Linked DNA regions of Homo sapiens: region 1 is linked to region 2. A link is a loop called in an ENCODE intact Hi-C map of the cell type or tissue named here. Cell type or tissue: endothelial cell of umbilical vein. All regions are shown on one strand. Each heading gives the region's core, and the rest is flanking DNA. Links, peaks and the distances in the headings are about the cores only.

Evidence for each region. Hi-C counts contacts between places; a loop is a spot of excess contacts. Peaks named below come from ENCODE experiments on the same cell type or tissue, not always from the same donor. Only the 100,000 strongest peaks of a DNase experiment are listed, where the experiment ranks them.
Region 1: it touches region 2 in a loop (12-fold over the local background); 2 of 110 quality-filtered maps call a loop at or near these places.

What each region holds. Positions count from the first base shown.
Region 1 is chr3:81,239,836-81,245,152 of GRCh38, reverse strand. No RefSeq gene overlaps it. Among named protein-coding and RNA genes, the nearest start is that of LINC02027, 250 kb to the right of the region's middle. In endothelial cell of umbilical vein, for the core only: a CTCF peak has its summit at 2,089 (motif pointing right); a DNase peak (open chromatin) is centred at 2,112.
Region 2 is chr3:80,765,056-80,770,372 of GRCh38, reverse strand. It overlaps LINC02050 (long intergenic non-protein coding RNA 2050), which reads right to left. Exons shown (of 3, transcript NR_147144.1): 1 at 5,286-5,317. It overlaps LOC105377177 (a long non-coding RNA gene), which reads left to right and starts at 25. Exons shown (of 4, transcript XR_940994.3): 1 at 25-614. In endothelial cell of umbilical vein, for the core only: no CTCF peak of the experiment used is centred there; a DNase peak (open chromatin) is centred at 2,562.

The DNA.
Region 1 (5,317 bases), core at 187-5,186, 470 kb before region 2:
CGTAAAGTATTATCCGGTCCCAAATGAGAAACCCTGTTCTAAACTTTTGCTTGGAACAAGTTTTATCCTTTACTTAGCACAATTCTTTATGTATAATAAAGGGATTTGCCACTTGTTCATCAACTAAAAGAGGTTCCTAACATATTTTATAGCATTTCATAAATATTTGTCAAAAGGATTAATATTAAACTGGATTAAATTTAATAATGCAATATAAAGAATAATGATGTGGGGAGTAAAACTGGGTCTGTATTTTTACTCCATAATTTAATGTTCTGTAGCTTTGATCAAGTTGTATACTAATATAGGATATTAGTACTCACTACTGTACTTAGATTTGAATAAAGTATAATGTATGTACATAATAGTTTCTTATATGATGTATTTCTTGTCTCTTCTACGGCTAAATCCATTTTGAAAGGGTGAATGGATAACTTTTTGAATTGATAATCCTATATTAGATATCCCACAACGTATTATTTTTGGGGTTATGTGTTCAATTTTCTTTAGAATGACATCTTTTGTGAAATCAAGGTTATTCTGCCTACTGTTTTCTTTTTATTGTTGTTGCAGCCTTACAGTAGAAGGAGTGAGTTTGTATTTGGGTCTATATGCTGTTACCTGTTCTTTGTGTGCAAAAATGTAAGCACTAAATGTTCCAGATGGTACCACAGATGCAGAAAGGTTAAGAGATGTAATCAATTGTCATACCAGGGAGGCACTCAATGTGGTTTTGAGTTTATTGTGAGTCCCTACTGACTGAATTAGAATGTCATGTTCTGTGACGGGATCATAATAGATTAGATGCTTGCTCCTCTCTGCTCTTCTGGATAAATAAAGGGGAAATGCAGTTGTGAATTGCCTCACTCAGTGGCGAGGATTCCATGATTGTCTGAGAATGTCCACTCGCACTCTCTACCTCTCAGTTCAAAGTATTTAAGCTCAAGCCTTGACATCTCCTCTGTTGTGGAGCAAATGAATCATAGTAGTATGAGAATATCCCAGAAAATGTTGTGCCTACTAAAGGAATAAAGGGAGGGAGAAGACTCCAATGCTACAGGGGGAAGCTCAATGTTTGCCTTTAGTTTGAGCAAGAAAGCAGCACCTGAGGTGGTATTGCTTGGTAATAGAGTAACAGAAGGTTGTTTGATAATAGGGTTCTTTCTTACATAAATTGGGAAACCCGTAATTTGAGAAAAGTTCTCTTCCTCCGGTAAGAAAGAGTAGCATGTATTATGCAGGTAGGCTAATGCTCATACACCACCTAAAGCCCTTCGAAAATTATTAGTATTTTTAGCAAGTCTAGGTCATGTAATTTCCTTCTTGATGGCAATACTTTTGACCATGTAATATAAGTAACCCATCATAATATGGTGGCTCAGCCATTCAGTGGTATTAGAAAACGTGAAAAAAAAAATAAGGTTTCCAATAGGAGGCTATGAGAAACTATTGCTCTTAAAACTATATGAGAGGTAATTTCATTTTAAAATTGTATCTTTCATTTTATAAAGTATCTCACTTGACATCACACTCTGGCATCTGAAAGTAAAAGTTCTGGACTAGACAATCTTCAGTCTTCAATATGGCACTCATGAGCTTCTATGGCAATTAGTGCTCAGCTGTGGTACTCAAATGTGATGAACTCATGCAAGTTTTAAGCCTAACCTAACATTAAGTAACAGTTAGTGAAAAAAAATTAGTATACCAATGTTTTAACTGATATTGCTTGTTGATAATGGGTTAAATCTTCCAAGATAAATTAAATAAAATATGTAAACTAGGTTGAAAAAGTATAATTATTGCTCTAACAGGTAGGTACAAATGTTTTTTGTCACAATTCCCGTAGAATACCATTGCTAATAAAATTTTAAGATGTTTTAAAGTGAAAAGCTTGAGGACTTAAAATTGTCTTCCTTGGTTTTCTTGAGTTTATGGAATATATTTTCATCTTTTAGTCATAGTTATGTTTTTAAATAACTCTGTTCTGCTCCATGAGAGACATTTCAGTTCTAAATGTATGCAACCAAATTATCTCTGAACCCTCATTTTCAAACTGCAGTTCAATCAGTATACTCCAGATGGCACACAATGATGATCAAATTATGCATATGTTACATTGAGGGATTGAATATGCAAACAGAAGGAGCTGGTTAACTACGGCTTTCAAATTGCCTTCAGGACTTTACCATTCTCCTACATAATGAAAAAAAACACAGATAATGTTTTGCTTGGTTTTAGGATTTGACACTTTTTAATATAGCAAAATGAAATGCAATTATAATCCATAATAGTCCACATGAAATTTTGCCAATGTCAATATAAAAGCAAATGTTTTCCTACAGAAGTCTGTACATAGTAATGCATTTTTACCTTAGTTTATTACCAATGATTTTCAGATTATACTATCCTCATGAGAAAGTAAGTCGGGGGAAACCAATCTAAATTAATATATTTCACAAATTAATAGGCATTTTTCTTTTTCTAAATACATGATTGGGGAGTCACGTCATCCTCTTTTTGCATAATTTTAGAAAAACATAATATTTGGGGGAATATATAGGGGAAAAAAGCAAACAAAAGTCACTTATCTCTAATTACCAAAGGATTATCAACTGTTCTATTACTGAATAATTTTTTCACAGCTCTATTGTTCTTTAGTGTGAAAGCTACTAATCAGATCCTTACAGTCAGATACAAAAATAGTTAAAGAAATCATATATTTTTTCAATTTACTGTTACACTATTGTCTTCAGTAAACCTACTCAATTCCAAGGACAATGGTTTGTTTCAGTAAAAAGCATGTCCATATAGTTTGGATAACCATTAGTATAGTTTTTAAAGATTAAAGAAAATCAATGGTAGCTTAGTACTAAAGTCTTCTATATGACGACTTTGGATTTTATATATATAAAATTTTCTGCCTATCAACATTCAACCAAAAATTATTACTTTAAAATGTTTAGTCCTACTGCCTAAGATGGGTTTGTGTAAACTGGTGATACTTTTTTTTTTTATAGACTTTCTTAGTTGGGAAGTCCTTTATTCATATGGGAAACTGGGTTTTTATTTTTTTTCTATAGTTTCATGCATTGATTTTGATGAACATTTCATGCTAAAGGAGTTTCTAAAGTAGAACAATTCAGAATCCATGAATAGTAATTGAGCCCTTTAGTTCTGCTCTAAACTTAAAACCATTATTCTCCATTTAAAGCAGACAAATCATGTTGCTCTACAGAACACTGCTCTGTCATTTTAGTTTTTTGTGGTGGTTGTTTCCAGTGAGCTGGGCTGGAATATTAAACTCTCTTTGCTTCCTATGCTCTCTCTTGCTGTGCTGGGCACATTTAGGGTTCTGTTTGAAATAGGCAAAAAGCAATTCTGTTGTTCATAAAGAATAACTTGTAAGCTGGTGTGGGTTCCTGTACATTCTTTATTTAGTGAAGAGAATGTGCTATTTGTCAGGCTTTGAATCTCTGGCAACTGGCTTGCTGAAACTCAGTTTAAATGTACTGTCGTGCATAAACAATCAAATGTAAAACATAATAAAATTCTCTTCTGACTGTATTTCTCACAACAAACACATCGGCTCAATACACTATTCTATGTATGGGTAGTTGTATCTGTCAGAAACTAATTTTAAGTGTCATGTAAAAACAAAAAGATAATAGAATAGTGAAATATTGCTTTTAATATTAAAAATGAACTCTAGCATTTGAGAAAAAGTAGCTATTATGGTGCTTGCAGAGTGATGTAGCCAAAAGCCCCTGTGCTGAGAGCTCGTTTCATAGCAGGGCGATCATTTTCTAATATGAACTGTCCTGTTACAAAAGTTGTCTGAATACATGTTTGGATTCTCATGATCTGTTTTGTTTGCCTGGTAGAGAAAAAGTTTGAGTAGCTCTTAAAAAACAAAACATGCTTCTTTAACCAAAAAAATAAAATTCGTACTGGAAGCACTATGGTAGAGTGATTTTTTAGGCCTGTCTTCATAAAAAATGCATTCATCTAAATTTTGTGCACTACATTTGTGTTCTCTCACATTTAAGATGCCATATATTAATATTCACTAAATATTATATGTGTTTGATGATCTTTTGATTCTTATCTAAAGATGGCTCTATGTGAATTTTCATTCTATATCATGGTCTTTCTTGGATACTATGTAGGAAATGCTAGTTCTGAATACTACAAATATGAAAGCTCTTCTCTTTTCTCCTTTCTTTCCTCCTTCCTTCTTTCTCCCTCTCTCCCTCTCTTTGCCTCTCTCTTTTTTTCTCTTCGCTTTTTCCTTCCCTCTCTCCCTGCCTCTCTCCTCCCCTCCCTCCTTTCCTTGCTTCTCTCTCTTTCCTCTTTCCTTCCTTCCTTCCCTCTCTTCCTCCTTCCTTCCTTCCTTCCCTCCCTCTCTCCCTCCTTCCCTCCTTCCCTCTCTCCCTCCCTCATTCCCTCCTTCCCTCCTTCTTTCCTTCCTTCCTTCCCTGCTTCTTTCTTCCCATCCTTCCTGACTTTTCTTAGAAATATAAAATGTAATAAAATAATATTTCTGACAACAGATCAAATTCTGTTATAAAAACTACATAAGCAAACATTTTTAGGTTACCATCAGGAGCCAAAGACTAATCATGTATTTCTCATACAACATGGTGCTAATACCAAGCCACCTGATTCATTTGGTGCTCAGTAACAACTACATCATCAACAACATAATAGCAGCATTTTCTAATGTTGGAAGATAAACAGAACATAATGGGTTTGCTAAGAGATTGTGTGAGAGCCTACGAGATGACATCCTAACAAATATTTAAGGGTATGTTTGACCATTAAGGAATTCTATCTAGGTTGGTGAATGCAGACCCTAACTCCCTCTAGTTGTGTATGGCTTTGCAGTAGAAATAGAAGCATGGGGAATGTATCTGGTTATTTACATCTAAGGCATAATCTGAAGTATAAAAAGGAAGTACAAACTACATTGGCGACTTATTCATTCATTCTATATGAGTGAGGAGGATAATGGGCAAAAGTTTAAAAGAAATGTTTATGTAAGAGATTCTTTGAATAAATCTTTGAATAAATACAAGAAAGTGGCCAGATAAAATACAGGGTACACAGTTAAATTTAAATTTTAGCTAAACAACAAACAACTTTTATTATGTCACAAGTATTGTGTGGGACATATTTATAGTAAAAATTCAGTGTTTATCTGAAATTCAAATTTAATTGGATGTCATATTGTTTCCATTGTTAAATCTGGCAGCCCTGGCGTGAAGAAAGCATAGGAAGGGTAATGGAAGCAGGAGCAGATAAACTCCAGACTGGTTCT
Region 2 (5,317 bases), core at 213-5,212:
AGAGGAGCGCACCGGAGAAAGAACACACGAGCTGCGGGACAGTGAGAGGAACACACTGGTAGAAGAGCACACAGGCAGCTGGATGTCGAGAGGAGCGGAAGAGCACAGCGACAGGCACTGGTGTCGACCAGCGGAACGACGTGGAGTTTGGCCTGGGAGGTCAGAGAAGAATTTGGCTGCTGGGCAGCCCCACTATAGGGGAAAACCACCTTCCCACTCCATTCCCCTTCTGATCTCCCCATCCACCTCGCTGAGAGCTACCACAACTCAATAAAAAACCTAGCACTCGATCTCCAAGCCCACATGTGATCCAATTTTTCCCGTGCACTAAAGCAAGAACCTGGGATACAGAAAGCCGTCTGTCCTTGTGATAAGGCAGAGGGTCTAATTGAGCTGATTAACACAAGCCACCTGCGGACAGCTAAGCTGAAAAAGCATCCTGTAACACACGCCCACTGGGGCCTCAGGAGGTGTAAACATTCACCCCGAGAGGCTGCATGGGTCCGCGCCCATGGTCCCCATGACTTGCCTGTTTGCCTGCTCTGGCTAAGGGTCTTGACCAGTGGGGCACTGAAGAAGCGAGCCACACCTCCATCGTACGCCCTGCGAGGAGGGTAAGAGAACTTTTTCTGTTTTACCACCAAGACCAGTAGCTTTACTTCGTTGAATTCAAATATGAACCAAATTGTGTTTCGTTTGGGGAATAGCTAAGGATTGGGTATTGTCACTTCCTTCTTCTAGAATGGATTTGTTGTTGTTGTTGAGACACTTATACCTCCCTGTATATAAATTGTTTTTAATCTTGTCTTACCAGTTCATCAGACATTATCATATAACTTTGAATCCCAATAATTAACATGGCCTATATATTTCTCAGGAGCTACCTAATTTCCCATGTAAATAAGTTGTTGCTAGGTCTGTTCTACCAGATATTCAGAAATTTACAGAAAAGTGAAAACATTTGCATTAGATTCACACCACATACATGTTTCTATTATGGCTGACACTCATTTTTTTCCAGACCTGTATTATCTTCAGTGGGTACTGTTTCACCAGCTCCGTATCTAGTTTTCTTGTTGCTAACCTCTCTATTCTGTTATTTGCTGTTTATCATCCACAGGATAAAAACCAACTATCACAATATTTAAATTATTTTTCAGCCTTTCTTCCCACAGCACCCCAAAACCAATTATCTGTTTCTTAAAAATTATAAGTCCTATGACATGGCTGGCAAAACAGATTCTTTCTCCTATTCTCAGTGTGAACCTCAATGTTTTATGTGCTGTTCTCCTACATATCCTCCAATCTCTAATTTCAAATATAACTTTCTCTTTAAAAATCCTTAGTGCTCCCAGGCAGCATTAATCACTTCTTATTCTGTGCTTCATTACATTCACCATACATAATATGATTATTATTATTTGTTTGAATGGCTGTGTCAGTGAATAAAATCTGAGCTAATTATTGACATGAACCCTGTCTTTTTTATTATTGTAGTCCGGATCTTATTGTGAGTGCATCATAAGTACATACTATATTTCTGTTTAATAAATGCTAAGGATTTTCTAATTAGGATACCTGCTATAAAATATTTTATTTCTGTTTCTTATCTCCAGGACCTGCCTTAAGTAAAGATAACTAGTATTAAAAGATTGTATACAGCCTCATGCCTCTTATCGAACCAAATTTTTTCTTCATAAATGATCTTTCCTTTCCACCTCCACCCCTTCCTTCATAAGGCACTTAAGAATTTTCTATACAGTATTCTTTCCTTAACATAGGCTACTGCTGTTTAGAAGGGATGAGATAAACTTAGGTGGAGATGGGTAAAAGTAAATGATAAAGTGCATTGTTTCTTCCATTAATATTTACTTAAATATATAATTTTCAGGTAATAGAAGAAAACTATGCTGACAGAATATAGGACATGACTGAGCTGTTTGATGGTTGCTTTTGTTAAGAAAAAGTGAGCCTTACTCAAAGCTCCTGAAATTACATCCTGTAGAGTAATCTATCATTAGTTTGCTCCTATTCCAAAATGTTTAAACCATTTCTGTATTGCCTTTACTAATTGTTTGAGTATTACCATAGATTTTTTTCTTTGATCTTATTTGGCTGAATATGAGAAATGACCCCAAAAGCAAAATATAGGAAAAGGATGCCAAGAACAATTATTATTTGTAGAGAGTACTTTTTGGGGGACTATTCCTATATACCTCCAACAATGGAGATCACCCAGAGTTGACTGCATGACTAAATATTCTCTTGGGTTGAGTTTAGTGATATGCAATGAGGTCTAGAGCTTGAAATAAATTATATTTGAAACAACAGGCAGAAAAATTAGGTGTGTTAGAGAATATATACAGTTAGAGAGAGTTTGATATAGAGAAAGCAAGTGATATTTTAATGAGTTAAGTTTATGAATTTATCTTTCTGCCCAAAGACAGTACATATGATTTTAATTTGTATTTTTTTGTCCCAATGTCACGTCTGCAACTACACGCAGCTAAAAAACACTGCCTTTCCAGCTAGGTTTCATTGTTACAGGCAATGAAATGAAAGGCTTTCCAGAACAGCCTGTTAGTGCCCTCTGTTGATGTTTTTAAATTTTCAGATCACTTCAGGAAAAGAAACCAGCATGATTTTTTTAATGCTTCTGAAATAATTTTCTTCAGAGGTAATGGGAATGAAGTTTTACTATTTTCATGACGAACTTTTTCACCCCTTAAAATGTGGATATGTGCAAAGGTGTTACTATCACACCGACTTTCCCTTCATCAGCTGTAGTTTTCCTTGGCTGGATGGACTTTATAAAAATAAAAAAGACACATGAAGTTAACAAAACTGCAAACTCAATATGAAATTTCACAGATTAGTGCACAAACCATAGGCTGTTGAATAAATATCTGGGTAAATTCTAGTCAGTGTTTGCAGCCTGCAGAATAATCAAATGCTACCTACATTTTTCAAAGTGATTCTTTGAAATTATTTTATCATATGTGGAAAGAAGTTATGCCTGTACACTTTATTCTGATACCACATTGATCATTACTCATTTTGGCTTTTTATTTTCTCCTGGTTGCATGCTTTGAAAAATCTGGGTCTGAAATATTTATTTAGTATTTCACTGATTGTTTTAAATAGGTGTGCCTATTTAGTCTACAATTAGATACGTAAATAAAGTTGAATCAGTTTTCTAAGGATACACCTTGCAGATAAAAGGCCTGTTGATTTTCATATAATGAACTAATACAGTCTGTGCAAAATTACTTATTTGATACGCATTTTACTCTTTACCTCCCCCAATCTTTTTTTTTCTTTTTAAATTTCTCTACTGTTTTATCCCAGTTGGCAGCTCTTAAACATTTTAATGAAAATTTGGAGATAATGCAATTTAGCTGTATTAAGAACTTTGCCTTTATTTAGGTGATAAACATTCTTTCTCATAATGCGGTTAGACAAATTGAGATGGTGAGCAGGAGTAAGGACAGAATAGGTACATTTCTAATGTCTAATGAGTTATCTCTTTTTAGTCCTTCTTTATTATATTGGAAGTGCCTATTCAGAGCACTAGAAATATTCATTTTAAATATGCCAAAACAAAAACCACAACTAAGAGCCAAATACAAATTATCTGAGGTTTTTCTTTTTGTTTATGTATGAGATTACAAAGCTAGCACTTTCACTATATTTACTGGTGTAAGAATCTAAAATTTTAACTCTGATTTTACAGATTATTTTATAAATAGCTATGCATCTAGTCATTTATTTGGTCAAAATATCTGTAGGTTCTACTCTGTATTTTACTCAGATTCCTTAATTATTTTTACTCTCAAAATAGTTATTTTTTAACAGTACTAGCTGCTAATTTGACTGCAAATTCTATGTATATAACTCTAGGTATGTTTTTACCAAACTAATTTGTCCAGTACCCCAACCTTTATATTTTATTTATAATTTATTAATTTATAATAAAGTAATATAATTTATTATAAATTACTAATTTATAATTAAATTAATAATTAATAATTTTATTTATTTATACATCTGTCTCTGGGAGAAATAATTCTGATGTAGAAAAAGAAGTATGGAGATATATATATGTATATGAAATATATATTTGCTTTTATTGCTCTTAATGAATTTTAAATGCTTTTAAAATTATGTCCAAAACTCAGTAGCATCTGATGTAGTAATTTTTAGCCAAGTACTATTGGAAACTGTAAATGGAAAGCAAAATTTTGTCTCCTTGAAGGCTCTAGTGTTTTTATGAAGTTCACTACGCATGAACTTCATAATTCCAAATAAAAAAATCTTTAAATGAGTAAGAGCACTTGGAACATAGTACAATTTTAGATGGAATGGTGAGGTATTTAGAAGCTTTATCATAGTGATTCAGTAAAACTACTACTACTACTGCTACTACTGCAACATACAAACACACACACATGCATACTCACAAAGAGAGATCTTAATCTAATCCACCTAAGTCTTTTCAACTTCAGCCTCTCACTTTCACAATGGTGAAAGAAAAAGGAGAGATGAGAAAATTAGATGAAAATTAAATCTTTCTTATGTTGCATGTTAGGTAATCATTCAAAAATATCCTAAATTATAACTGTATAAATTAAAATATACTGTAGATACAGGAAAAGATAGTAAGATAAGTGCAACAGTGTATTAATGCCAGAAACTATATATATTCTTATATAGTTGAGACCACAAATAGAGTTGAAATTTCAAATGAATCAGGAAAGAATAATAAAATGTATTTGAGTGAGAAACAAAACAGTATTGAATATGATGTTTTTGAATGCAGATGAAATCAGCTCCTGATTTTAACCAATGAATCAAATTAAGTTTTCAAAGCATTAGCACTTTATTATAACATATGAAACAGTAAAATTGCTTAAAGATTTATGGATAATTACTTACATAATTCTGAAATAAAGGCTTTTGTAAGTATGATTCCATATGTAAGCCCCATGAAAAATAATGTGGCATATTTGATTATATGAATTTCAAAACTTTTGTACAGCAGAAAAGAGAGAGAAACATACGGTTAAAATAGTTTTAAATATATATGATAGGCGAATTACTGATATATTTCTTAAAAAAAGATTTAATGAATAAAATATATAAAATTAACACTCTAAAACTGAGCAAAATTGCACAATAAATAACAGGGTGAAATATATGATCTTACTAGTATTTGAAAATTAAAATAAAAGCAATGCTTAATTGTTTTGCCATTGAAAAACAAAAAAACTAATGTTTTCTCTTACCAGTTGTATGGAGAAATGAACGTTCTCATATA